2 separate regions of the Mus musculus genome follow, and region 1 is linked to region 2. A link is a loop called in an ENCODE intact Hi-C map of the cell type or tissue named here. Cell type or tissue: heart. All regions are shown on one strand. Links, peaks and the distances in the headings refer to the core of each region. The heading gives the core; the rest is flanking DNA.

Evidence for each region. Peaks named below come from ENCODE experiments on the same cell type or tissue, not always from the same donor. Only the 100,000 strongest peaks of a DNase experiment are listed, where the experiment ranks them.
Region 1: a loop joins it to region 2, with 4 times the contacts of the local background. A loop is called at or near these places in 1 of 42 quality-filtered maps.

What each region holds. Positions count from the first base shown.
Region 1 is chr2:156,104,922-156,119,723 of GRCm38, reverse strand. It overlaps Cpne1 (copine I), which reads left to right and starts at 7,759. Exons shown (of 16, transcript NM_170590.3): 1 at 7,759-7,938. Rbm12 (RNA binding motif protein 12) reads left to right here and starts at 7,759. Exons shown (of 3, transcript NM_029397.3): 1 at 7,759-7,938. In heart, for the core only: no CTCF peak of the experiment used is centred there; a DNase peak (open chromatin) is centred at 7,863; H3K4me3 peaks cover 2,040 bases; H3K27ac peaks cover 1,606 bases.
Region 2 is chr2:156,178,546-156,193,175 of GRCm38, reverse strand. It overlaps Rbm39 (RNA binding motif protein 39), which reads left to right and starts at 12,938. Exons shown (of 17, transcript NM_001291114.1): 1 at 12,938-13,289; 2 at 13,936-13,999. The coding sequence starts at 13,949. In heart, for the core only: CTCF peaks have their summits at 12,747 and 13,622; DNase peaks (open chromatin) are centred at 12,835 and 13,535; H3K4me3 peaks cover 3,254 bases; H3K27ac peaks cover 3,030 bases.

The DNA of each region.
Region 1 (14,802 bases), core at 5,441-9,440, 68 kb after region 2:
GTGGCCATGTTGGAGTAGGTGTGGCCTTGTTTCAAGAAGAAGTGTATCACTGTGGGGTGGGCTTTGAAGCTCTGCCCATGTGGAAGTGTCAGTCTTCTCCTGGTTCCCAGTGGAACAAGATATAGAACACTCAGCTCCTTCTATGGCATCATGTCTGCCTGGATGCTGTCATAGTCATATTCCTTCTATGATGTTAGTGGATTGAACATCTGAAAATGTAAGCCAGCCACAATTAAATGTTGGCCTTATGGGGCTGGCGAGATGGCTCAGTGGTTGAGAGCGCCGACTGCTCTTCCAAAGGTCCCGAGTTCAAATTCCAACAACCACATGGTGGCTCACAACCATCCGTAACGAAATCTGATGCCCTCTTCTGGAGTGTCTGAGGACAGCTACAGTGTACTTACATGTTGGGAGCCGCCCCCACATTCGCCGTCACAAGATGGCGCTGACATCCTGTGTTCTAAGTGGTAAACAAATAATCTGCGCATGTGCCAAGGGTATTTTACGACTACTTGTACTCTGCTTTTCCCGTGAACGTCAGCTCGGCCATGGGCTGCAGCCAATCAGGGAGTGATGCGTCCTAGGCGAAATATAACTCTCCTAAAAAGGAGACGGGTTTCCGCCATTCTCTCTCGCTGGCATCTCTGGCTCTGCGCGCCCTGCGCTCTCTCGCTGCCTAAAGATGTAAACAATAGAGCGCGCTCTGCGCTTTAGCGCGCCGGAGCTCTGGCTCCTAAAGATTATTGAAGGGGCTTTCGCTTTTGGGGCTGGGGGTTTGCGCTCCTAGCTCCTGAAGATGTAAGCAATAAAGTTTTGCCGCAGAAGATTCTGGTCTGTTGTGTTCTTCCTCGTCGGGCGCGCGAACGCTATTAAGAATTGGTGCCGAAACCCGGGACGAGAAAAAATCCGGGAAGAAAAAACCCGGGAGGAAACTCGGGACGGGAGTTTCACCGGCGCAAGGAAGATCCCTCATTCCAGAACCAGAACTGCGGGTCGCGGTAATAAAGGTTCCCGTAAAGCAGACTGTTAAGAAGGATTCAACTGCATGAATTCAGAACTTTTCAGCTGGGGAACGAGAGTACCAGTGAGTACAGCTTTACGAGGTACGCCTGGCCTTGAACTTTCTAAGGAAATTCAAGACAGTCTATCAGAAGTAAAGTGGAAAATAGCTTTATAAGATATGTTTGGCCTTGAACTTTCTCTAGTGTTAGAAGCCCTTTTGTTCCTTTTCACATGTTATCAAGTGGTTAAGGCAGGGCGGATTCTGGATGAAGTTCAGGACAATCTATCAGAAGTAAAGCGGGGAGAGAAAATAGGAGCAAAGAGAAAATATGGTTCACAAAATAAGTATACAGGCCTTTCCAAGGGTCTTGAACCCAAGGAAAAGTTTAGGTCAGGTAAGAATACCTGGGGAGAGATTGGAAGGAAGGAGAAGGAAAAAGAAAAGAAAAAAGATCAATCAGCGGAGGTCTCTAGGAGAAGGAGCCTATACTCATCACTAGGTGAGCTCAAGGAGCCAGTTCTTAGTAGTTCTGAATCAGATAAAAAGGCTATTAGGGCCTGGAAGGCGCTCTCCCGAGCAGGTGAAGCCACTGGACAATAATGACAGAGGCAGGCTCTTGCAGCCTACAAGGTCTTATTGTCCACCCTAGAGTTGTAGATCAGGATTATAAAGGGGAACTTCAGGTTCTCTGTTCTTGTCCTCAAGTTGTCTTTTCTATATCACAAGGGGACAAAATAGCTCAACTAATAATTTTGCCAAGCCTACATGGCTGTTTTTTCTTCCTCTGGTATTCCTAGAGCTGCCAGAGAGATTGGTTCTACTGAAAATGATTCTGATTACTTAATAATGCCTTTAGATTGTTGTCAAATTTTATCTACTCACGTAGGGGTAAACCCTCGTGGCGTCAGGCCATTACAGGTCTGACAAATGGATGTCACACATATTTCCTCCTTTGAGAGAAATCAATATTTACATGTTTAGATAAGAAGAGATCACCTCCATACCTTAAATGATTTTCAAAAGCTGTTGGGAGATATTAATTGGCTCAGACCTTTTTTAAAGATTCCTTCCGCTGAGTTAAGGCCTTTGTTTGGTATTTTAGAAGGAGATCCTCATATCTCCTCCCCTAGGACTCTTACTCTAGCTGCTAACCAGGCCTTACAAAAGGTGGAAAAAGCCTTACAGAATGCACAATTACAACGTATTGAGGATTCGCAGCCTTTCAGTTTGTGTGTCTTTAAGACAGCACAATTGCCAACCGCAGTTTTGTGGCAGAATGGGCCATTGTTGTGGATCCATCCAAACGTATCCCCAGCTAAAATAATAGATTGGTATCCTGATGCAATTGCACGGCTTGCCCTTAGAGGCCTAAAAGCAGCAATCACCCACTTTGGGCGAAGTCCATATCTTTTAATTGTACCTTATACCGCTGCACAGGTTCAAACCTTGGCAGCCACATCTAATGATTGGGCAGTTTTAGTTACCTCCTTTTCAGGACAAATAGATAACCATTATCCAAAACATCCAATTTTACAGTTTGCCCAAAATCAATCTGTTGTTTTTCCACAAATAACAGTAAGAAACCCACTTAAAAATGGGATTGTGGTATATACTGATAGATCAAAAACTGGCATAGGTGCCTATGTGGCTAATGGTAAAGTGGTATCCAAACAATATAATAAAAATTCACCTCAAGTGGTAGAATGTTTAGTGGTTTTAGAAGTTTTAAAAACCTTTTTAGAACCCCTTAATATTGTGTCAGATTCCTGTTATGTGGTTAATGCAGTAAATCTTTTAGAAGTGGCTGGAGTGATTAAGCCTTCCAGTAGAGTTGCCAATATTTTTCAGCAGATACAATTAGTTTTGTTATCTAGAAGATTTCCTGTTTATATTACTCATGTTAGAGCCCATTCAGGCCTACCTGGCCCCATGGCTCTGGAAAATGATTTGGCAGATAAGGCCACTAAAGTGGTGGCTGCTGCCCTATCATCCCCGGTAGAGGCTGCAAGAAATTTTCATAACAATTTTCATGTGACGGCTGAAACATTACGCAGTCGTTTCTCCTTGACAAGAAAAGAAGCCCGTGACATTGTTACTCAATGTCAAAGCTGCTGTGAGTTCTTGCCAGTTCCTCATGTGGGAATTAACCCACGCGGTATTCGACCTCTACAGGTCTGGCAAATGGATGTTACACATGTTTCTTCCTTTAGAAAACTTCAATATCTCCATGTGTCCATTGACACATGTTCTGGCATCATGTTTGCTTCTCCGTTAACCGGAAAAAAAGCCTCACATATGATTCAACATTGCCTTGAGACATGGAGTGCTTGGGGGAAACCCAAACTCCTTAAGACTGATAATGGACCAGCTTATACGTCTCAAAAATTTCAGCAGTTCTGCCGTAAGATGGACGTAACCCACCTGACTGGACTTCCATACAACCCTCAAGGACAGGGTATTGTTGAGCGTGCGCATCGCACCCTCAAAGCCTATCTTATAAAACAGAAGAGGGGAATTGAAGAGATTTTACCCCGAGCACCAAGAGTGTCTGTGTCTATGGCACTCTTTACACTCAATTTTTTAAATATTGATGCTCATGGCCATACTGCGACTAAACGTCATTGTACAGAGCCAGATAGGCCCAATGAGATGGTTAAATGGAAAAATGTCCTTGATAATAAATGGTATGGCCTGGATCCTATTTTGATAAGATCCAGGGGAGCTATCTGTGTTTTCCCACAGAATGAAGACAACCCATTTTGGATACCAGAAAGACTCACCCGAAAAATCCAGACTGACCAAGGGAATACTGATGTCCCTCGTCTTGGTGATGTCCAGGGCGTCAATAATAAAGAGAGAGCAGCGTTGGGGGATAATGTCGACATTTCCACTCCCAATGACGGTGATGTATAATGCTCAAGTATTCTCCTGCCTTTTTACACTAACTAGGAACTGGGTTTAGCCTTGATTCAGACAGCCTTGGCTCTGTCTGGACAGGTCCAGACAACTGACACCATTAACACTTTGTCAGCCTCAGTGACTACAGTCATAGATAAACAGGCCTCAGCTAATGTCAAGATACAGGGAGGTCTCATGCTGGTTAATCAACTCATAGATCTTGTCTAGGAACAACTAGATGTATTATGGCAAATAGCTCAGCTGGGGTGTAAACAAAAGTTTCCGAGATTGTGTGTTACTTCCATTCAGTATGAGAAATTTACTAGGACAGCTAATTTGTCAAAAAGTCTTTTTCAGTATATGTTACAGAATTGGACGGCTGAATTTGAACAGATCCTTCGAGAATTGAGACTTCAGGTCAACTCCACGCGCTTGGACCTGTCCCTGACCAAAAGATTACCCAATTGGATCTCCTCAGCATTTCCCTTCTTTAAAGAATGGGTGGGATTAATATTATTTGGAGATACACTTTGCTGTGGATTAGTGTTGCTTCTTTGATTGGTCTGTAAGCTTAAGGCCCAAACTAGGAGAGACAAGGTGGTTATTGCCCAGGCGCTTACAGGACTAGAACATGGAGCTTCCCCTGATATATCTATGCTTAGGCAATAGGTCGCTGGCCACTCAGCTCTTACATCTCACGAGGCTAGACTCATTGCACGGGATAGAGTGAGTGTGCTTCAGCAGCCCGAGAGAGTTGCACGGCTAAGCACTGCAGTAGAAAGGCTCTACGGCATATATGAGCCTATTCTAGGGAGACATGTCATCTTTCAAGAAGGTTGAGTGTCCAAGTGTCCTTCTCTCCAGGCAAAACGACACGGGAGCAGGTCAGGGTTGCTCTGGGTAAAAGCCTGTGAGCCTAAGAGCTAATCCTGTACATGGCTCCTTTACCTACACACTGGGGATTTGACCTCTATCTCCACTCTCATTAGTTGGGTGGCCTATTTGCTCTTATTAAAAGGAAAGGGGGAGATGTTGGGAGCCGCCCCCACATTCGCCGTCACAAGATGGCGCTGACATCCTGTGTTCTAAGTGGTAAACAAATAATCTGCGCATGTGCCAAGGGTATTTTACGACTACTTGTACTCTGCTTTTCCCGTGAACGTCAGCTCGGCCATGGGCTGCAGCCAATCAGGCAGTGATGCGTCCTAGGCGAAATATAACTCTCCTAAAAAGGAGACGGGTTTCCGCCATTCTCTCTCGCTGGCATCTCTCTGGCTCTGCGCGCCCTGCGCTCTCTCGCTGCCTAAAGATGTAAACAATAGAGCGCGCTCTGCGCTTTAGCGCGCCGGAGCTCTGGCTCCTAAAGATTATTGAAGGGGCTTTCGCTTTTGGGGCTGGGGGTTTGCGCTCCTAGCTCCTGAAGATGTAAGCAATAAAGTTTTGCCGCAGAAGATTCTGGTCTGTTGTGTTCTTCCTCGTCGGGCGCGCGAACGCTATTAAGACTTACATATAATAAATAAATAAATAAATCTTAAAAAAAAATGTTGGCCTTATAAGAGTTGCCTCAGTCATAGTTTCTGTTCACAGCAGTAAATCCCTAATTAAGGCAGAAGTTGGTATTAGGTGTGGGGTATTGCTGTGATAGGCCTGACCATGTTTTTGTTGGGAGGAAGGTAGATTTTGGGGATTTGGATTTGGGAAACAGTGGAATGGTTTAAGTGGGGCTTAAAGGGCTATCCTAGGAAGAATATGGAAGACATAGGTGCTGAGGGTGATTTCAACTGTGTAGATATGGCCCAAGAGGTTTCAGTGAAGAAGAATTTCAGTATGTGGCCTAGAGACTGCTCTTGTGATATTTTGGAGAAGAATATGTCACTTTTTGCCCTTGTATGAGGAGTCTGGCTGAGGCTAAGGTAAAGGGATTTATATTAATTACATTGACAAAGGAAATCTCAAAAAAGCCCAACTTTTTTAGAGACTTTGTTCTCTGGGAAAGTCTCATGAAGAGCATTTTGAACAAGCGTAGCAAGCTTAGAAAGGAAAAAATATAAAATATCCGGTTCAGGTAGGGAAATGGAGCTGAATCCCTTGTTCAAGCAGATTAAGGGCGTGGTGACCTTGGGGCTTGGTCCTACCCAGCTAAGCTTATTGTTTATTCATTTGCCATTTAACACAGAATAGTTCTATTATATTAGGCATCATTATTACTGGGTTATTGACTTCTCTAGGACTTTTAGTCTGGAATGAACAACAATTCAGAAATGGAAGTCACAGGCTTTTGATCCTGATCTTAAGGCACAGTGACTATGAAAAGCTTAGGTCCAGACAAGGAGGTACACACCAAAATTCCAGGAGATAGAGGCAAGAAAATCTCTTTCTTTCTCTCTTTCTCTCTGTCTCTCTCCTCTCTCTCTCCATCCCTCTTATTTGCCCGCGCGCATGCGCTCTCTCTCTCTCTCTCTCTCTCTCTCTCTCTCTCTCTCTCTCTCTCTCTCTCTCTCTCTCTCGCACACACACACACACAAAATCAAGGGGCAGAGTCTGGTAGAGCCTAGGTCTCCCTGTATAATCAAATACTGGGGATTATAGGAAATATTGAAAGATATTTTACTCTTTTTATATTTATTTTTATTAATGTCTCTGTGTGAGAGTTTGTACATATTAGTGTCGCTGCCTACAGAGGCCAGAGGAGGGAGTCAGATTTGAGGCTGGAGTTACAGGAGGTTGTGAGCCACTCCATGTAGCTCATAGAATTTAAGATGCCAGGAAGAGCAGTATGAGCTTTTAACCTTTGAGACATCTCTCCAGCCCCATGGCAGAAGAATATTTTCTCTTCCTTCCTTCCTTCCTTCCTTCCTTCCTTCCTTCCTTCCTTCCTTTCTTCCTTTCTCTCTCTCTCTCTCTCTCTCTCTCTCTCTCTCTCTCTCTCTCTCTCTCTCTCTCTCTCTCTCTCTCTCTCTCTTTCTTTCTTTCTTTCTTTCTTTCTTTCTTTCTTTCTTTCTTTCTTTCTGTGTGTGTTTAAGACAGGGTTTCTCTGTGTAGTGCTGGCTGGTCTCAAACTCAGAAATCTGCCTGCCTCTGCCTCCCAAGTGCGGGGATTAGAGGCTTGTGCCACCACTGCCAAGCAGGATTATTTTCTCTTTCTTTCTTTCTTTCTTTCTTTCTTTCTTTCTTTCTTTCTTTCTTTCTTTCTTTCTTTCTTTCTTTCTTTCTTTCTTTCTTTCTTTCTTTCTTTCTCTTCCTTCCTTCCTTCCTTTTTCTTTCTTTCTTTCTTTCTTTTCTTTCTCTCTCTTTCTTTCTCTTTCTTTCTTTCTTTCTTTCTTTCTTTCTTTCTTTCTTTCTTTCTTTCTTTCTTTCTTTCTTTCTTTCTTTCTTTCTTTCTTTCTTTCTTTCTTTCTTTCTTTCTTTCTTTCTTTCTTTCTTTCTTTCTTTCTTTCTTTTTTGGTTTTTCGAGACAGGGTTTCTCTGTATAGTCCTGGCTGTCCTGGAACTCACTCTGTAGCCCAGGCTGGCCTCGAACTCAGAATTCGCCTGCCTCTGCCTCCCATTTTTTTTTTTTTCAATAGTCAAAAAAAGGTTCAAGCTTTTGCTTCTTGGTGCGTTTAATCCTCAAGACAGTTCTGCAGTGAAGGCATTGTTTTTCTCCCTTCACGGGGGTCTCCAAGAGCCAAAGGAGCCTGTACTTTAAAAGCTCTGCAAGGAACCTTGGACAATAGCTTCAGGTCTGACTTTGCAAACAGCTACTAAAATACCGGGTTCACCACAAATACCTGCAACTTCCGAGCTTTTGCCCCCACCCCAAATCCTCAGCGCGCCTGCGTCTCCCATCAGGTGACGTCGGCAGCGGCGCCCCGCCTACTCCGGGAACGCGGAGCGCCGGAGCGGGCGGGCGGCCATTTTGTGAAGCGGCTGTGGAGGTGTTGGCTGCAGTGGGCTCCGGGAAAGCCGTTCGGGCTGGGGCTGTCGGCCGCAGGGCTGAGGCACTCGCGCGGGGGGTAACTCGGGTCTGGGTTCTGGTGCCGCGCAAGCTCTCCCCGGTAAGACTCCCGCAGCCCCGGAACGGGCGGGGCTGTGCGGGGCTCGAGCCGCCTCCTTGGTGCCTCGGGGCGGGGCCTTCCCAGGCCTCGGAGCCCGCGGCCGCGAGCGCCCAACACAAAGGGTCGCGGCGGGGCTGCGGGGGTCCTGGGGCGCCGCTCACGCTCCGGGGCCTCCGAGGATGCGAAAGGTGGAGTCTGCGTGCCGAAGTGGGAGCAGGGCCTTAGCGGGGATGCCCGGTGGTCCTGAGAGGGGAAGCGGCCAGCATCGGGTGGCCTCGCGGCCTGCGAACTACCGGGTCGGGGGGGGGGGGATTGCGATGAAAACGCCTGCACGCTTAGTGGGGAAGGCTTCGTTGGCTTTAAGCGGGAACGAGGTTTTAACTCTCACCTCTGCCCCGAAGTGAAGAGGTCCTAGTGGCCTATGACCTGCAAAAGTGGACTACACTAGGGACATTCCTATGGGGAGGAAAGGTGTCCTGGGAGGCTGGGAACCGGTCGCTTTTAGGGCCTGGAGGTGCAGGGATTGCAGTGTATAGCTTCCTAGGTCTAGCGCTGAGGAGGGGCTTCCTAAGTGTAGGTGATTGGAGCCGCCCTGTAGGTCGGAGAGGCTTGAAGAATTGTAGCTAGGATGGCTGGTCCTTGATTCCCAACTAGGGGAGGGGCTGCTATCTGCAGCACCTTTGGGAGTTGGAGGAAGGAGGGTGGGTGTCTTAGATAGCTTACTTACTGTCTGAAGGTTGGCGGCGCCACTTTGCAGCCGCGTAAAATAGAAGGAAAGGCATTTTAAAGATCTACAGGTTAGTATTGGGGTATGGACTAACGTAGCAGGTTGGAGTGCCCGTGTTAGTAAGCGAGTTAGTAACCTAAGTGTGTGTTTTATTGGAAGTTCTAAGGAGTCCCCTGTGGTTTATTCAAGTGCTAAAGATCCATTCATTCTGGTAGATAAAGTTGCGAATTACAGGCTGTGTTGCAGAAGTATTCTGGGTCCTAAAGCCTTCTTGGCTCCTAGATTCCGAGATGACTGAGTGTGTGCAGTTGGCAGAAACCATTTTATTGTGTACGTTAAGATTTAAGTTGATGCGAATCTTATTATATGACTTGGTGGGAAAAAACTAGGATGGATGGCAACTCAAGGGAGAGACTATTTCTTTCAGGGCTTTTTGGATAGTTTGAGCTGTAATTTTTGGTGAACTTCAGTCTTAGAAACAAAAATTGTCCGGGACCTTGTTAACCATTGTATACTGTTAAAATGTTAAAGAGCGTTTGCAGTTGGAAAAAAATCCTACAAAAAAATCTTTATTTAAAAAAAATAGGTAAATAAAACTGATGTACTTGTTTTTGAAACTTGTTGCTTTTGATGAGATGGAGACTTTTGGATTTGTAGAAAGTGATTGTGGAAGAACTGTTCACATAACTTCGAATATAATTTTGGAAGGAAATGAAATGTTTGTGTTTAGGTGATTTCACAAGGCGTATTGGATAGTTTATCAAAACGTGTTATATTTTTATATCACCTTGTGTTTGATTAAATGTTGGTCACTGTGGATTGTAATGTATAATTTTATGTTCGGATCTGAGACCATCAAACCACTGTGGTGGTTACTGCTCTAGGCTACTAGTTATATACTTTAGGCTTCTTTTACAATTTTGTGGCATGTTGAATGTTTTGATTGGTTGCATATTGAACATTTGGGAGTTGTTGGTACAGTTCTTAGGTGTAAAACTTATTATATCATTAAACTTCTGTTTTATACTGTGTGCCAGATGCTAGACCCCACTGCCAGTCAGAAAGTCCCACTTGAGTTTGCAGAGAGCTGCTGTGCTGTTTGGATCTTGGGGGTTTGCTTGTTTGTTCCTCACTGGCCATAGGATCTTGTAACTTAGACTCACATTGAACTCTTAAGTTGGTGGAGTCACTAGTAACAGTTGACTTTTGATACTTAGTTAGAATACATGATTTTTTTTTCTGAAAATGTAATTAGTTTTACATTCTATACTAATTTCTAAATCTCCCCCTAAAATGCAGAGTCCACCTTAAAAATCTAAAACCTAGCCTACAGTTTTTGAGTGAGTAGGTATTTGCCTGTCTTCATGCCTGGTGTTCTCAGAGGCCAGAAGAGAGGGGGTCGAATCTGGAGTTACAGAAGGTTGTGAGCTGCCTGCCCTGTGGGTGCAGGGAGTCATGGAGCCTCTGGAAGAGCAGCCAGTGATCTTAACCACTGGGCAGATTCTCCAGCCCTCTCCTCTACATAGTTGTAATAAATACTAATTAAAATGAGTGCTCACTAAAAGTTGTAGGCAGACTAAACAGAAAAGTAATTTCACTTGTAGTTCCAGCAGCTTTACTGCCAACCACCTATGTACCTTTGGTTTGCAGAGTTTTACGTTTAAAGCTAGCTTTTAAGACTAAAAGCCATAGTGAAAGAAAATGTGGTTACTTAAGCTAGAAGTAATATTTTTATTTTGAAGTATAAATGAATAAAAATTTATTTATTTCAAGACAGGGTTTCTCTGTGTAGTCCTGGGACTCTCTGTGTAGACCAGGCTGGCCTTGAATTCAGAAATCCTCCTGCCTCTGCCTCGAAAGTGCTGGGATTAAAGACCTGCACCACCACTGCCCGGCTAAAAAGGATATTTTTGTTGGTATCATTAATAACAGTATTAAATTTTTTTGGCAGGAGGAACATCTTATTTACAAATGTCTTGATTTGCTGCCTGAGCACTAGATGAGAAATTAACATGAACATTCAACATTTTACATTTTATCAGTGTCAGAAAAATGTATTTATAAGGATGGTTCCAGGATCTGAAGTGTGTTTTATCTGATAATGGGGGGAGGGGGCAAACTTAAAGGGATGAAGCTGTGGTTTCATGATTTCTTTGGTGATGGGATTACACTGCTGATAACATTGTGCCCATTGTAAATAGAGGCTTTGTTGCTGATCTTTGAGGCGAACCTTTAAGAGGTTGTTGGGATTTTTGTTTCTTTTGGATCTTAAGTGTGTGGTTCTGCTTTGCCCTGATTGTTGTCAGGTAAAGGTTGGTGACTTCACAACATGAAATTTACCTTCTCAGTGTTGATTGCCAGAGAGAGTGGAAATACTGGAGTTTTAGTTTGTTCCTGTTCTTTGTAACTAAAAGGTTTGTTGATGAACATTTTACTCTGAAGTTTCAAATAATTGGAATGGCTAGTAAAATAAATTTATCTTGTTAATATGCAAGTACTTACCATTTTTCCCTGTTTTCTGTTGTGCTGAAGAACCATCTGTTAGGAAATGAAGTGAAAAATGCAGTAACGCAGCTTGCTGTCTTAGGGCTTCTGAACTGTGTGGACTTGTGGCTAACTTTCTCCTGGCCTGTCCCTATATTTTATATGTAGATAAAATGTTTATAAGACACTCTCTGTTGTAGTCCAGACCAACCTCAAACTTTTTTTTTTTTTTTTTTTTGAGGCAGGGTTTCTCTCTGTAGCCCTGGCTGTCCTGGAACTCACTCTATAAACCAGGCTGGCCTCGAACTCAGAAATCCGCCTGCCTCTGCCTCCCGAGTGCTGGGATTAAAGGCGTGCGCCACCATGCCTGGCCCAACCTCAAACTCTTTTTCTTTGTCCCTCTGCCTCTTAAATGCTAGCATTACAGGTGCGTTATATCTAGCTACAGTACCTATTTATATATTTTAAGAAAGGGTCTCATTGCCTGCCCCTGCCTCTATGCTTGTTTTGGACTTTTTTGTATTTTTTTTTTTTTTTTTTTTTGAGATAGGATTTCCCTGGGTATCCCTGGATATGCTGGTGCTCTGTAGATCAGGCTGGCCTTGAATTCAGAGATCTGTGAGCCTCTGCCTTCCTTGAGTCCTGGAATTAAAGGTGTGTAGCCTTCTCCTATCACTTTTTTTTTTAATAGAATTATTTTAATTATGTTTTTCCAAAGTTCACCAGAACTCAGGTGAGCGGAATAGATTTTTAAATTTGGGATCCTGTGTTCAATTAGGATCTAGCTCACATTTTAACACACAGGAATAAACAGGCTCTGGGAAAACAGTGCTGGCTCCGTTCATTTGTGATCGTGGGGCTGGAGAGATGGCTCAGGAATTAAGAACACTGGGTACTCTTTTCAAAAAACCAAGGTTCAATCCCAGAACTTAAACAGCAAGCCACAGACATTGTTAACACCAGTTCCACGTGATATGATACCCTCTTTCTGGGCTTTGTCAGTACTGTGTGCGTGTGATACACAGATATGCAGTATCTAGGCAGAACATCCATACCTGTATAACAATACTTTTTTTTGAGCTAATAAAAATTATTGGTCTTTACAAAGTGAGATTTGAGACAAAAATGCTAGTTTTCAGTTTCCATCTGACTTACTTGTGAAGGAAGAGCCGTAGTTAAAAAAAGGTACTGGTATTTAGCCTTGATGTGTATACTTTTCCTTGGTGTGGGGATGCTTCTGATGGTGTTTCTTGTATGTAGATTGGCTCTGTTCTGTAAGTTGAACACAAAAGTTAAACTACACGTTTACGCAGATCAGCTGGGCTTTCAACATTTCTCCCCCCCCCCTTTTTTTTTTTTTTAAGATTTATTTATTGTGCCGGGCGTGGTGGTGCACGCCTTTAATCCCAGCACTCGGGAGGCAGAGGCAGGCAGATTTCTGAGTTTGAGGCCAGCCTGGTCTACAGAGTGAGTTCTAGAACAGCCAGGGCTATAAAAAGATTTATTTATTGTTATATGTGAGTACACTCATCAGGTCTCATTAGAGATGGTTGTGAGCCATCATGTGGTTGGTGGGGATTGTACTCAGGACCTCTGGAAGAGCAGTCAGTGCTCTTTAATCACTGAGCCATCTCTCCAGCCCTCAACATTTCTTAATGTAATAAGAATTTTCCTTATTGTTAATGGTTTTGGAACCTTGAGTATGACTGGCTAGCCTAAATTTGACCTTCTCAGGATGGCCGTGGGGTATCTTCTTGTGTTTGAAAGGGAAAAAAGAGTTAGGAAACTCAGTTCTCTAATGTGTGGGAGACGTGCCCAGGCCCATACCTTGTGTTTGTTCTTACTTGGTTTTTCTGCTCTCATTACATTACATCCTGGCTGGACTTGAATTCACTATGTAGTCCATTCTGATTTCGAACCCAGGCTTCTCCTGCCTCTTGCTCCTGAAGCAGTGAGGTTACAGGAATATAGTGCTACACCCTGTTATGCCAGACCTTTCAAATTAGAATCTCTAATAGGTGTCAGATGTTTAACACAAAAATTAACTAGAAAATTACCCCGGCTCTTACTTAGCTCCTAGTGCTGACCTTTTATGCAGTTAGAGATAAGTATTGCAATAATTATTTTTGTTACTTTATTTAAAGCAAACCTTCTGTTTTGTATTTCCCTTTATAACTAGTTATGGAAGCTGCTAGATATAGGTTTTATTTTTGTTTGTTTTCGAAACAGTTTCTCACTGTTCTTGTCCTGGAACTCATTATAGTCCAGGCTGGCCTAAGACTCAGATCTGCCTGCCTCTGGCCACGTGCTGGGATTGAAGGTGAGTGCCACCACTCCTGGTTCAGAGAACCAAGACTTAGGTTAGGCTGTGAGATGCTGCATGGGAGTGAAGGAACTTGCCATAAAGCTTGACCATCTTGTTTCCATCTCTAGGACCCACATGGTGGAAGCAGAGGACTGAGTCTCCAAGTTGTCCTCTGACTTCCTTGCACATATGCTGTGGCTTCTGTGACCCACAGATATACTAACTAAATAAATGTAATTAAGTGGAGAGTTGTAAGAAAACAGCTGGCTAGGTTCAGAAGGTAAAGGCCAAAATCTGGGTGACCTAAGTTTGCTCCCTGGATCCCACATGAAGGAAGAAAGATTCACCTCCACGGAGTTGCTCTCTTGCCTCCACACAGTGTTGTCTGGCACATGTGCATACCTTCACAGCGTATACATGTAGACAATAATAGTTGACAAAAATCTGTATTAGGACAGATTTGTATACACCATGATAAGGATTAATGTAGTGCTCTGGCCTTTTAAAAGCTTGGGTTTTTGTTGCAAAACTCACTTTTGTGTAATATTTTAAGTTGTTAGAATATTTTTCCTTTGTCCATTAGACAAGTTCAGAATAATACTTGGGATTTTTTTTTAATTGTTTCACCTTTTGGTGATAAAAATTATTACTGTGGCTTACTTGATCTCAGAGAATATTAACAAAGTGAGTATCAATCAGATAATAAATAGTTTTGTTGCTAATCTTTGTACCAGAGAGGGGCAGGGTTTTTTCTCTTTCTCTGAATTTAGAAATAACCTGTCTGAGGCAATGGTTTAATGGGGCATGAGCTGGGAGATAGAGATGGAACCTGGGAAGTTCCGTGGGCCAGCCAACCTGGTGTATTGCAGCCAGAAAACAAAAAAAGAAGCCCTTTCTTAAGGTGGAAGGTTCAAGTACTAAGACCCAAGAGTCTCCTTGACTTCTACAAGCACACAAGAGTTTTTTTTTTTAATCATTAATTTTTTAAAAAGATTTATTTTATGTATATGAAACACCATTGCTCTCTTCAGACACACCAGAAGAGGGCCTCAGATCTCATTACAGATGGTTGTGAGCCACCATGTGGTTGCTGGGAATTGAACTCAGGACTTCTGGAGGAACAGTCAGTGCGCTTAACCACTGAGACATCTCACCAGCCCTTAAATCGCTATTTTTTAAAATGATGGCACATACCTATAATGCCAGCATGTGAGACCTTCCCCCAAAACAACACCTTTCAGTGGATCATGGTGGCACATGCCTCTAGCACTTGAGAGATGGAGATAGGAGGATCAATAAAGGCCAGTCTCAGCTACTTACTGAGTTTGCAGCTAGGTTGGGCTGCCTG
Region 2 (14,630 bases), core at 10,631-14,630:
ACAGGGCTTTAATCCCAGCACTCCACAGGCAGGTAGATCTCTGAGAATTGAGACCAGCCTCAGCCACAAAAAAATTCCAGGCCACCCAGTGCTGCATAGTATGACCTTTTCTTCTTCTTCTTCTTCTTCTTCTTCTTCTTCTTCTTCTTCTTCTTCTTCTTCTTCTTCTTCTTCTTTTCTCCTTTTTTGGTTTTTCAAGACAGGGTTTCACTTTGTAGACCAGGCTGGCCTCGAACTCAGAAATCTGACTGCCAGCCAGGCGTGATAGCACATGCCTTTAATCTCAGCACTTGGGAGGCAGAGGCAGGCAGAGGCCAGCCTGGTCTACAAAGTGAGTTCCAGGACAGCCAGGGCTATACAGAGAAACACTGTCTCGAAGGAAAAAAAAAAATAGGGCTAGCAAGATGGCTCACCAAGTAAGGGTGTACTGGCTGGTTTTGTGTGTCAAGACAAGCTAGAATCATCAGAGAGGAAGAAGCAGGGCCAGACTTTGAGGGAATGTCTCCAAGAGATCCAGCTGTAAGGCCTGTTCTCAGTTAGTAATCAATCAGGGAGAGTCCAGCCCTTGGTGGGTGGTGCCTGTGCCTCCCAAGTGCTTTGATTAAAGGTGTGCACCACTGCCCCACAATGCTTGAACTTATAACAACAACATCCAGGGCTATACAGAGAAACCCTGTCTCAAAAAAAAAAATTTAACGATAACTGATAATACTAATACTAATAATTACAAGCATTGACACTGTTGCGGCTATAAGCAAAAAGAAGCTTTATTAGAAGGATATTGGGGGTGGGGGTGGGGGGAAGAAGGATATTGGGAGTCCTGAACAGCAACAGGACTAGAAAATGAGCAAGCCCAAGGGTACACGTCAAGCCACAGCAGCAGCTGCAGCTGTCACCAGCACTGCAATTCATTCTTTGTCTTGGAGCAAAGTCTTGACCAGCAGTCACTGTTGATCAGCCAATTGCAGGACATGTGGCTGGGGTTGGCCACCAGGGATGAGCAGAATGGTCTGCCCTGTGTTCTTCCAAATGCAGACAGGGGAGGGATGGTAGGAGAAAGGCTTAGCAAGCAACCTGATACTGATGAATAAAGTATCCTTAGAGCTAGACTTTGATTGTTTTTATTTGGGGGGGGGGGTGAAGATAACCCATGCTGGCCATGTTGGGGAGTTCTAGGCTAGCCTCAGCTACATAATGAGACTCTTTTAACAAAAGAAGAGTAAGACAGTTCAGTGGGTAGAGGAGTTTGTCTTGAGGGTCTGGTAACCTGAGTTTGAGCCTGGAACCCTCAGTGGAAGGAGAGAACAAACTGGAACATTGTCTCCTGGCTTCTCTATGCAGGCGCTGGCCCAGCAATCACACAACACAGGTACACCACCACCATCATCATCATCACCACCACCACCACCACCACAAGGTGGCTCACAACCATCTGTAATGGGATCTGATGCCCTCTTCTGGTGTGTCTGAAGAAAGCTACAGTGTACTCATATAAATAAATTAAATCTTAGAAAATTATATCTAGCCAAAGGACAAAGGAGATGGATATGGTAACTCAAATATTTAATCCTAGAACTCAGGAGGCAGTCAGGCCAGCCTGATGACATAGCCCGTTCCAGGCCAGGCAGAATCACACAGTGAAATTCTTTCTCAGAAAATAAAAAATAGGGGGCGCAATGGTTAAGAGCACTGGCTATTCTTCAAAAGGACTCTGTCTCAATTCCCAGCATCCATACTGAAGCTCATAATTGTCTGTCTGTAACTGCAGTTCCAGGGAATCTGACATCTCCCATACAGTCATACACGTGGGCAGAACACCAATGTGCATAAAAAGTATTACAAAGAAATAAACTTAAAAATAATAAAGACCAGCCGGATGGTGGTGGCACACACCTTTAATCCCAGCACTTGGGAGGCAGAGGCAGGTGGATTTCTGAGTTTGAGGTCAGTCTGGTCTACAGAGTGAGTTCCAGGACAGCCAGGGCTACACAGAGAAACCCTGCCTCAGAAAAACTAAATAAATAAATAAATAAATACCAAACACACGATTCTGAATTAGGAGCCTGGCATTATAACAGACTGCTTTAATCCCAAAGCTTAGATGGTAGAGGCAGGCAGATCTCCGAGTTCAAGGCTAGCCTGATTGTTAGAGCAAGTTCCAGGACCAGTCAAGGCTACACAGAGAAACTCTGTCTGGGGAAACAAAACCAACAAAAAAGATACTAAACTAGGAAACTCATCTTTCTCAAACCTGTCTGGCTAAACCTTAATACACAACCTTAGGACATTTACAAGGAAGTCTGTCCTAGAAACAGGGTGTGGAGTAGGGGGAGAGGTGAGATTCAAAATAGAGAAGCAAGCTCCTTATCTCTCACAGTCGCGATGAGCAGAACCTCTTGAGTAGGTCCCAGCGGAAGAGAGCTCTGCCATCAGAGTGAGAACTCAGGAAGCTAGAACCACAGACACAGGGCTAGACCTCCCAGAGCCTCAGCGCCACTGAGCCCAGCACCCAGCAGCTTCAGTCTCGGCCCCACCCCGCGGGCTTTCCAGGCTGGTTGGATAGAAAGTTCCGGAGCTCTTCAAGTCATAAGGCTCCCTAAGGGAGGAGGAGAACTTCTCAGAATGTCCTATCTCCAGCATTTGGCAATACTCTAAGGAGAGCAGAAGGAGGAAGCAAACTTCTTGTCCTAGCCACTAAGAACATCTACCCAGACCACTTCATGGGCACAGATTATGCCCAAAGGCAGGCAGGCCTGAAATCCCAGCACTAAGGAAGCAGAGGCTAATCGAGCTCTGATCAAAGCTAGGATGTAGTGAGTTCCACGCCAGCCAGAGCTACATAGAGAGATCCTGTCTCCAAAACAACAAAACCAAAACCAAAAGCAAACAAAACACCATGGGGCTGGGGAGATAGCTTAGTGGTGGCTTTTTTAAAAATGGTGGTTTGCCTGCGTGTACGTCTGTGTAAGATCTTAGAATTGCAGACAGTTGTGAGCTGCCATGTGGTTGCTGGGAATTGCACCTGGGACCTCTGGAAGAGCAATCAGTGCTCTCAACTACTGAGCCATCTCTCCAGCCCCAGCTTAGTGGTGATTAAGAGACCTGGCTGTCGTGGGTGAAAATAAAGTGACGCATTTGAAAACCAAGCCAATGTGGGAAGAGTTCCAAAAACAATGTCTGTACTCTCTGTAAGACACAAACTGAGAAACATGGTGTCTGTACTCTCTAAGACACAACTGAGAAGCTGTAGATTTCCTTGAGTCATTCTGTTCTGTACAGGAAACTCCTACCCTGCCCTTGTGCTGTAGCCTGCTTTGTGCTAGAACCAGCTTCATGGCCATTGCTTTGCTGGGAATTGAGGAATGGGATAACAGGCATGTACCTACATCACAGCATGGCTTGAGTGTGTCTATCCCTTTCTCAATCTTTGCCAACCCCCGATCTCAGGCAGGACAACTGTGGGTAACGGTGTGTGGGACCTCATTTCCCTCACCTTTGGCATGTCCCATTACATTTTTACCAAAAATGTGATGATCACATGCCTCGTTTGCCAACCCTTCAACAGTTCCTGAGTTCTGAGTTCCAGTATCTGAACTTGGGCACCACCAGGCCTGGTTTAGCACATCTCGGTGAGCTTCATGATGGTTTGCTGTAGACCTTTCAGTTAGAAGCGCTTGTGCTAAGCAGCCAGCTTGCTTACTCAGTTCCTGTCCAGCTCTCCCTTCCTCGAGGTCACAGCAGTGCTGTCTGAGAATTCGGTGAGGAGAGTGGCATTGGCTTCCTGCCTGTCCAGCGCTCTCACCAGAGTTTCTTAGTTTATAGAGACTTCGTTAGTTTTCTTTTGACTAGACTCTTGTGTAAACCTTTTTGTGTAAATTGCCATCTTGTTCATTTAGAACTTTGAAACAGTAGTTACAGAGATCTGCAGCCTGGGATTCTTCTCAGCACCGGACCTGTGGAGCAAAATATGCCATTCTGACAGTTGCCAGTATGAATATGCTTTCTGGTTCCTAAACAAAATTGCTAATTTTTAAAAAATATTTTTATCATGAGTTTTTTGAGCCATGGTTTTGCTGTATACTACAGGCCAGCCTTGAATGCACAATCCTCCTACTTCAACCTTCTGAGGCATGTGCTACCACACCTATATCCAAAGTTTTTCTTTAAGTGGTCTTGATTGACTTGGGTTGGACATCTTTTTTGTCTTTTTCTTTTTATTTATTATATCCAAGTACACTGTAGCTGTCCTCAGACACACCAGAAGAGGGAGTCAGATTTCATTACAGATGGTTGTGAGCCACCATGTGGTTGCTGGGAATAGAACTCAGGACCTCTGATCCCTCCAGCCCAAAGATTTATTTATTATATGAAAGCACACTGAGGCTCTCTTCAGACACGCCAGAAGAGCGTGTCAGATCTCATTAGGATGGTTGTGAGCCAACATGTAGTTGTTGGGGATTTGAACTCAGGACCTCTGGAAGAACAGTTAGTGCTCTTAACCACTGAGCCATCTTTTCAGCCCTATTTTTTAACTTTAAAAAAAGCATTTAATCATATACATAAAATAAATAAAGAGATTTGTTTTGTTTTGTTTTTCTAGACAGGGTTTCTCTGTGTAGCCTTAGCAGTCTTGGAACTCACTTTGTAGACCAGGCTGGCCTCGAACTCAGAAATCGGCCTGCCTCTGCCTCCCAAGTGCTGGGATTAAAGGCGTGCACCACCATGCCTGGCTAAATAAAGAGATCTTAACAGGAAAAAAAAGTGTTTAATCTAATTTGTTATATTCTCAGAAAATACCTGGGGAAGGAGTAAGTCACACTTGAGGCATACGTGCTTAGACCTTACACACGCAAGGTTCACTACTATTTTATTTGAAAATTATATTGTGGGCTGGTGAGATGGCTTAGTGGGTAAGAGCACCCGACTGCTCTTCCGAAGGTCCGGAGTTCAAATCCCAGCAACCACATGGTGGCTCACAACCATCTGTAACAAGATCTGACTTCTGGAGTGTCTGAAGATAGCTACAGTGTACTTACATATAATAAATAAATAAATCTTTAAAAAAAATACATAGTCAAGAGTCATTTAAAAAAAAAAAAAAGAAAATTATATTGTGAAAGGAATATTGTTCTGTGTCAGCAAACCACAGCAAATGTTGCTAACTGTGTTGACTTTGCTGATTATCAGCTGGCAAGAGGCATTAACCAAGGACAAGAGAAGTTTTAAAAGGTTCATTGTGCCCATTGGTTTCAGAGAATTGCTACTCAACAGCAAACCAAGTGATCACAAGTGCTCCTACCCTCTAGGTCAAACAAACAAACAAACAAAAAACCTGATCCGGGGCATGCTGGTGTCCCCTTCAACCTAGCTCTCTGGAGGCCAAGGCAGCTGGAGCTCAGAGAGTTTGAGACCTGCCTGTTCTACAGAGGGCGTTCCTGGCCAGCCAGGGCTATGCAGAAAAAAACACAACTGACAGCCACAATAAACAAACGAATCTATGAAAATAAAAACAAAACAAAACAAGAGTGGCTAGAGAGATGGCTCAGAGGTTAAGAGCACTGACTGCTCTTCTGTAGGTCCTGAGTCAAATCCCAGCAACCACATGGTGGCTCACAACCATCCATAACAAAAGCTGATGCCCTCTTCTGGAGTATCTGAAGACAGCGACAGTGTACTTACATATAATAAAATAAATAAATAAAGAAAGATTTATTTTATGTACACTGTCACTGTCTTCAGCCACACCAGAAGAGGGTATCAGATCTCATTACAGATCCCACTGAGCTATCGCGACAGCCCCAAGTTGTTTTGTTTTAAGTTCTTTATTTTATTCTTTTTTTTTCCTTTTTTTTCTTTTCTTTTCTTTTTTATAATTTACTTATTTGGGCTGGAGAGATGACTCAGTGGTTAAAAAGCAGTGACTGCTCTCCCAGAGGTCTTGAGTTCAATTCCCAGCAACCACATGATGGCTCACAACCATCTGTAATGGGATCTGATGCCCTCTTCTGGTGCGTTTGAAGACAGCTACAGTGTACTTACATATAATAAATAAATAAACCTTTAAAACAAAACAAAACAACTCCTCCCCCACAAAACTGATCAGATTGACAAAATACACCCTCTTCTGTAAAAACCGTCAGTTATTTAGAAGTATACTTCTGCCTAAAATTTGTTATTGACAGTGTATTTATAAACTGAAACACAGCATATACAGATACACTGTTCTGTAAGACACAATCATACATGTAGGCCAAACAGGAATTCTAAATAGGAATGAATAATTTATACTTAATTATAATTAAATTAATACAGTAATAAAAGTTTTTCTTTAATTCTCCTGTGATAACTTCCAGTTATATGTTTGTTTGTGTGTTTTATTTAGTTTAGGTGTTTGTTTTCTGGTGAAGATTTCTCTATAGCCCTGGCTATCTTGGAATTCATACATAAAGCAGTTTGGGCTCCAACTCTCAAAGATCTGCCTGCCTCTGCCTCCTGAGTGCTGGGATCAAGGATTTTTGCCACCATACCCAGCTTAGTTTAGGTTTTTAATTTTTTACTTTTTTTTTTTTTAATTTTTGGCTTTTTGAGACAGGGTTTTTCTGTATAGCCCTGGCTACCCTGGAACTCACTCTGTAGACCAGGCTGGCCTCGAACTCAGAAATCCGCCTGCCTCTGCCTCTCGAGTGCTGGGATTAAAGGTCTGTGCCACCACACCAGGCTTTTTACTTTATTTTTAATGTGTATGGGTGTATTTCCAACATGTAAATCTGTGTACCTTATATGTGTAGTGCTCATAGTAACCAGAACAGGGTGTTGGATTCCCTCAAATCTGAAGTTACAGATGGCTGTTAGCCAGCATGTGGGTGCTGGGAATTGATCCTGGAGTCCTCCAGAAGAGCAAGAGGTGTGGCTAGCTGCTAAACTACCTCTCCAGGCCCTACTCCCTTTTATTTTTTTTTAAATGTATTTATTATTATATGTAAGTACACTGTAACTGTCTTCAGACACACTAGAAGAAGGTGTAAGATCCCATTAAAGATGGTTGTGAGCCAACATGTGGTTGCTGGGATTTGAACTCAGGACCTCTGGAAGAGCAGTCGGTGCTCTTAACTGTTGAGCCATCTCTCCAGCCCCGCTACTCCCTTTTCAATGGTTCGTGAATGAGTTTTTTCCTACATGTATGTTCATCACATGCATGTGTACCCATGGTTCTGAGGTCCTATAAGATCAGAACACCTCAATCCCCTGCAACAACTACAAGTGGTGCTAACTGCTGAGCTGGCTCCAGCCTCATAGGTTTTGTGAAAAGTTTCCTTATGTATTGCAGGCTGGCTTCTAATTCCTCATCTCATTGATGAGCTCTAAATGCTGATTCTGAGGATGTGCTATATAGCCTGCTCTGTTTCTGTTCCCCACTATCCCAGATGACCTCTAGGTGACCAGCCAGCAACCTGGTGGCAGGGTGACTACATTGGACCACTTCCTCTGTGGAAAGGACAACGTTTGGTTCTTACTGGAGTAGATAATCTGGTTACGGATTTGCCTTTCCTGCATGTAATGCTTCTGCTAAAACCACCATCCGTGACCTTACAGAAGGCCTATCTATCATCATGGTATTCCACACAGTATTGCTTCAAGGAACTCATTTCACAGCCAGAGAAGTGCGATCAGGGAGTCCACTGCTCTTACCATGTTCCCCATCATCCTGAAGCAGCTGATCTGAGAAGGATGGAATGGTGTTTCAAAGATGCAGTTAGAGTGCCAATTAGGTGGCAGCAGCATGGAACGTGGGGCAGAGTTCTTCAGAAGGCAGTATTTGCTTGAATTTATGATACAGTTCCTCCCATAGCCAGGATCCATGGGTCCAGGAATCAAGGGGTGGAGAAGGGTATAGTTCTACTCACTGTTACTTCTAGTGACCCTCTAGGAAAGTTTTTGTTTCTTGTCCCCATAACTCTAGGTTCTGCTGGCCTAGAAATTTTGGTTCCAGAGAAGGGAGTGCTCCTACCAGGAGCCACAACAAACATTCCATTGAACCGAAGCTCAGACTTCCCCCTGGTATTTTGGGCTTCTAATGCCCTTAAACCAACAGCTAAGAAAGGAATAACAGTGTTAGGAGGGGTGATAGATCCAGATTACCTTGGGGAAATTGGATTGCCTCCTCGAAATGGAGGTAAGCAGGATTATGTCTGGAGTGCAAGAGATCCCTTAGGGCGTCTCTTAGTACTACCAAGTCCTGTGATTAAAATCAATGGGAAACTACAACAGCCTAATCTAAGCAGGATGACAAAAGACACAGACCTATAAGGAAAGAAGGTATGGGTCACTGGAAAAGAGCCAAGACCTGCTGAGGTGCTTGCAGAGGGTGGAGGAAATACAGAATGGGTTGTAAAGGAAGGCAGTTATAAGTACCGGCTAAAGCCATGTAACCCGTTGCAGAAACAAAGACTATAAAATAATATGAATACTTCTGTTTTATTTATTTTAAAAGATTTATTTATTTATTATATATATATGAGTACACTATAACTGTCTTCAAAATATTCCAAAAGAGGGCATCAGATCCCATTATAGATGGTTGTGAGCCACCATGTGGTTGCTGGGAATTTTATTTTGTTAAGGACACATTTGTCTTTCTTCCATTTTTTTTTTTAATGTATGTGAGATGGTTGTGAACTTTCATGTGGTTGTTGGGAATTGAATTTTTAGGACCTCTGCTCGCTCTGGTTGGCCCTGCTTGCTCCGGTCCCAAAGATTTATTTATTTATTTATTATTATTATTTTTTTTTTTTTTGATTTTTCAAGACAGGGTTTCTCTGTATAGCCCTGGCTGTCCTGGAACTCACTTTGTAGACCAGGCTGGCCTCGAACTCAGAAATCCGCTTGCCTCTGCCTCCTGAGTGCTAGAATTAAAGGCGTGTGCCACCACGCCCGGCTGGTTTATTCATTTTTATACATAAGTACATTGTGGCTGACTTCAGACACACAAGAAGAGGGCATCAGATCTCATTACGGGTTGTTGTGAATCACCATGGGGTTGGTGGGATTTGAACTCAGGACCTTCAGAAGAGCAGTCAGTGTTCTTACCCGCTGAGCCATCTTGCCAGCCCTCTTCCAATTTCTTTAACATCAATTGGTATTTAAGTTGAGATACTAAAAGAACATTCTCACCAGGCAGTGGTGTCACAGGCCTTTAATCCCAGCACTCGGTAGGTAGAGGCAGGCCGATTTCTGAGTTCAAGGCCAGCCTGGTCTACAAAGTGAGTTCCAGGACAGCCAGGGCTACACAGAGAAACCCTGTCTCAAAAAACCCAAAAACAGAGAAAACAAAACAAAACAAAACAAAAAAACCCTTCAGATCGTGGGCTGGAGAGTTGGCTCAGTGGTTAATCACATGGTAGCTCACAACCATCTGTAACAAGATCTGAAGCCCTCTTCTGGAGTATCTGAAGATAGCTACAGTGTACTTACATATAATAAATAAATCTTTAAAAAAAAAAAAAACAAAACCCTAAACTTCAGATTGTTGCTTTTCCAAGTGCTAGTCCAGCAGGCTTCTCTACCCCTCAGAATGATGCTTACTATGGTGACCAACGAGTTTTAGAGGAAGTGATTTTAGAAGATGACACCAGGTGGCTTGTGTTTATACTCCCAGCATTAGACGGGTAAAGAAGGAAGACTGCCCAGTATTTTAAGGCATGTCTGGCATGCACACTAAGACCTTGACAAAACAAAACAAGACAAAATAAAATAAAAAAAAACCCCAAAATCACCAAATACATAACAACAAATTTAAAAACACACCAAAGTTAAAGCAAAATAAAGTGATGTTTTGGGTTTTTTTTTTTAACGAATTATTTATTTATGTATGTGAGAACACTGTAGCTGTCTTCAGACACACCAGAAGAGGGTGTCAGATCCCATTACAGATGGTTGTAAGCTACCATGAGGTTGCTGGGATTTGAACTCAGTGCTCTTAACCCCTGAACCATGTCCCCAAAGTGATATTTTTTTGATATTTTCTATATGCCAGTTGTTCAGAGATTTTGTATTTCCTCTACTTCTTCTCTCCTAAAAAGTGAATGAATGTTTTATTTATTTATTTATTTATTTATTTATTTATTTATTTATTTATTTATTTATTTTCGAGACAGGGTTTCTCTGTATAGCCCTGGCTGTCCTGGAACTCACTCTGTAGACCAGGCTGGCCTGGAACTCAGAAATCTGCCTGTCCCTGCCTCCAGAGTGCTGGGACTAAAGGTGTGCGCCCGGCTTTTTGTTTTTTGTTTTTGTTTGTTTTTGAGTCAGGATTTCACTAAGTAGCTCATCTTGTAACGGGAACATGAAGTTTAGACCAGGCTGCCTCTGCCTCCCAAGCACTGAGACTAAAGGTATCCACCATCATCTTTGAACTTCGTACAACAATTTAAGGGACTTTCAGTCATCATGTGCCTTGGCCCTTGATTTCTCTTCTACTACCACCCTCATTTTTGTCCTTTGTTTGAGACAGGGTCTTACCCAGCTCAATAGCCCAGGCTAGTATCAAAGTATGTCAGTCAGGTGACCTTGAACTCCTGATCCTCCTATTTCTAGAACATTTGGATCCAGGCTTGCACCTTGGAGTCTGGCTTTAGTAGGTGCTAATATTAAACCTAGAGCTTTGTATCAACTCTATAGACCAGCTATCCTTGAACTCAGAGATCTGCCACCACCCAGCCATAACTTTTCCATCTTTTGAGTAAGACCTGGCTGTCTTGGAACTCCCTCTGTAGATCAGACTGGTCTCAACCCAGAGCTCTGCCTGCCTCTGTCCCCAAGTGCTGGGATTAAAGCATATGTCACCATGCCTGGCCTAAGTCTCAACTTTATTATTACTAACATTTTAATGATTTACTTTTATTTCATATGCATTGACGTTTTGCTTGCATGTATGTCTGTGTCTTGAAGGTGTAGGATCCTTTGGAATTAGAGTTACAATTGTGGACCATCACTGGGTGATGAGAATTGAACCCTGGCTCTCTAAAAGAGCAGCCAGTGCCTCTCACTGCTGAGTTCTCTCTTCAGTCCCCAGTCTAGCTTTTCAAGAACAAATTGTTTAACATACACATACACATTTAACATGCATGTGTTTGGCTTGCATGTAGTCTGTGCACCACCTGCATACCTGATGCCTGTGGAGACCAGAAGGCATCACCAGATCTGCTTAATGTAGTTGTGTGCAGCCAGTGAGTATTGGGAATCAAATCAGTGCTCTTACTCCTTTCTCTCCAGTCCCCCTTCTACCTTTTTCATAGCCTTTTACTGTGTGGCACGCGTTGTCCTTGACTTGGCAGCCCAGGACAGGACTATTAATTAAGGGCTCCTGTAGAGAGATAGAAGACAGAGAGGGGCTTGGTCTGACCTTAGTTAGGCAAGACCACTGCTTATTCAGGGTGAAGGGGCATCCCTGTCACCACTCACCCTATGGTTAACATTCCTATAGAGGAAGACAGGTTGTAGCCCCTTATAGGAGCAGAGAAGTTTCAGTAGTCCACAAGGGAAGTTGGAAAGCCTAATCTTTCAGCAGGAAACTATCAGTGATTTCATGCAGTGTGCCACATCTGAGAGAGAAAGCCAGATCAGCTAAATTTTTTGGAACTCATAAGGCTGACCTCAAATTCACAGAAATCCCCCTGCTTCTGTTTTCTGAGTGCATAACTATAGACAAGCTCTACCAGGCATGCTAGAAAAGTCACCTGCCAACTGTATTACATTGCCAGCCCCAAGAAGTTTCCTGTCATCATTCCACATGCTCTTCCTACTCCTCACGAGCTTTCAGGGAGAGTCCACCTGGACATACATCCCCTGCTAAACTTGGGAATTAGTGAATATTTGCAGTCTTGGCTAGTGTCAAGCTTATCCTTGCTACTAATTATAATATTCCCCCCTTGAGGAGGAATCGGAATATATGGAGAGCTTAATTTACTTGCTCAAGGTCACATTGTTGGAGTGGCTACACCAAGCAAGGTGTGACATTTTGGACCTTTTATACCCTCAATTATTAAGCTGCTGATAGGTTTCCAGACTGGTTTGATATTTTATTTCAAAACGTTTTCTATTATGTAAAAGTGGGAGAAAAAAAAAACCTTCCAATGATCACTCAGCTTCTCTACCACAGAATTAACCACTCCCAAATACACAAAAAGCAAACCAAATAAAATCCAACAAAAATTAAACAAAAGCGGTAAATTCACACAGTCAAAATCCTAGGGAAAAGTGAGGGGACCTTTTAAAGTCACAAACCACCCCGATTCAGAGCCCGACTAAATTCAGGGGTTAGAAAGCTACACACTGCGGTTTCTTCCCAGCCCGGCCACCGCCTCCGGTTTCCAAGGGTGTTGCGAAGCTTCACTATCGAGCCCACATCTAACTGGTGACACCAAACGACAAGAAAATCGTACTTTTTATTCCCATTCCCCTGTGTACAGCTCGTTCTTGTCTGCATGCGTTTTCACCACTGGTGGGTCTGGACACGACTGTCTTAGCCCACAGCCATATGTATTATAATAGGTTGCCTTATGGCGACCTTGACAGCCATCTGTGTGGGAGGGCGGGTGTCCGGGGTGGGGGTCGGCTCTGAGAGGGGAAACCTTCACACCCAGCGAGGAGATGACACCAGCCAGGATGACAGCAACGATGCACCACTCAGCAAGGAATCCTCCCAAAGATTGACAGTCAGGGCACCAACTGTCTTTGCCCGATAGAGGACGCACCCTCGCGAGACTTGGGTGCAGCTCTGGCGGGGGAGTCCGAGAAGCCTTTCGGAATTGGGGGAAGGGAAACTGTGATCATCTGTGGCGCAATCATTGCGCGAGATTGGGCCACGGTCGCCGGGAGCCGCGGTGAGAGATCTCGCGATAGTTCGTGCTTTCCAGTCTGGAACCCGGGGCAGTTTCTCGCGAGAGCCCGTGCTTGCGGCTCCGGGAGACCCCGGGTGTTTGTGTGTGTGTATGTGTTGGTGACTGTGAGTACGGAGGAGCAGCGGCCGCCATTTCAGGGAGCTAGCCGACGCTGTCGCAGGGGTGGATCCTGAGCTGCCGAAGCCGCTGCCCTGCTCTCCGTCGCGGGCTCCTTTAATCCCATTGTTTCTTTTAGATTCGCTTGGGCCTAGACGCCCTCGGGGCCCGATATTCGGGTTGGGCGGTACCGCGGCCTGGGCCTAGTGGCTTAACAGTAGCGACAGCAGCAGCGGCGGCGGCGGCGGCAGCCGACTTCCCGTGGCGAGCACAGGCGCGCGGAAGCCCGCACAGGTACGGGGCGTCGCGGCCGGCGGGGAGTGGGTCGCCTGCCCGAGCTGGGTGCTCCGCGATGCCGAGGCTTTTCGCCGCTTTGCTCGGCGCGCAGAGGGGGAGGGGGCCTTCCCGGTACGGTGGGGTCACCTCTCCTCGGCCGTGCCCTTCATCTCGGGCAAGGACGTCGTGGGCGTTTTTTGGTAGCGGCCGGGACCTCCGTGGGGACCTCGGTCAGATAAAGATCTGTCCTTCCGAGGGCCGGGGCTGGTCGCGACCTCCCAACATGGCGCCCGTGGAACGCCGCCGTGGTACACAACCCCTCCCAGCGGAGGGAGTCTCCCTCCGCCGCTAAAATGGCAGCGCGGGTTTTGTGCGGTGAGGAAGCGCTCCGCTGCATCCTTCCTGGGGGCGCTTTTAGCCGCTCGCGGGCGGGCTTTTGAAATTCGACCTGGAGTCCTGCTCCTGTCTTAGGTACAAGGAACGTGACACTTGGCGTACCCAAGGCAGCCTTGTCTGATGGGCGTCGCACAATTTTAGCCATCGTAGCGCTTTCAAAGGAGTTTTCTCAGGCTTTGAGGATGGGAGATCAAGGGGACATTTTATCTTATTTTATTATTTAGCAGAATTGCAGGTGTACTTACAGGACTGTCTTGTTCTTCCCCAGGCGAGTAGAGAAAATGGCAGACGATATTGATATTGAAGCCATGCTTGAGGCCCCTTACAAGAAGGTGAGAAAACACGCTAGTGAGCTTTAATATATTTCTTAATTTAGCATTATTCACGAAACTACTGCTGAAATGTAAACTAACCTTCCCGGAGCCCTCTTGATTACCTTATCAGAGATGCAATACGTGTAACTTACAAAAGTAAATATATGCTATTGATGTAATAATATTGTGCAGTAGTTTCACTTCAGCGTGATGAATAAATGCCCATCTATCTCTCTTTGTAGACTTGCCTAACGATATCTCACCTCTACTCCCATGAATTCACCTTTGATTCCAGTGTGAACTGTCAATCATAAGGTAGTAATTGAGTGACTTATCGCTGTACCGTGGTCCCCTAGGTAAAATGACTCAACTAAGAATTACCAGCTCCAGTTTGGTATAGCAAAAAGGTGAATGTAGTGGTTTGGGAAAACTGCAGGGGTCCAAGAATAATAAATTACAACCAGTCTCTGGCAAGTAAATCTTAGAAGTCTTGAAAGAAGAAATGGGTGAGATTTAAATTTTATTTTATATAAATAGATATAAGACTGGTGATAGTAAACCTGAATACAGGCAGGTATTGATCTGCTTTTCAGTTAATAATTATTAAGATTCTTGGATCCCTGAATAGAAATTGGCAAAAAAGAGGAAA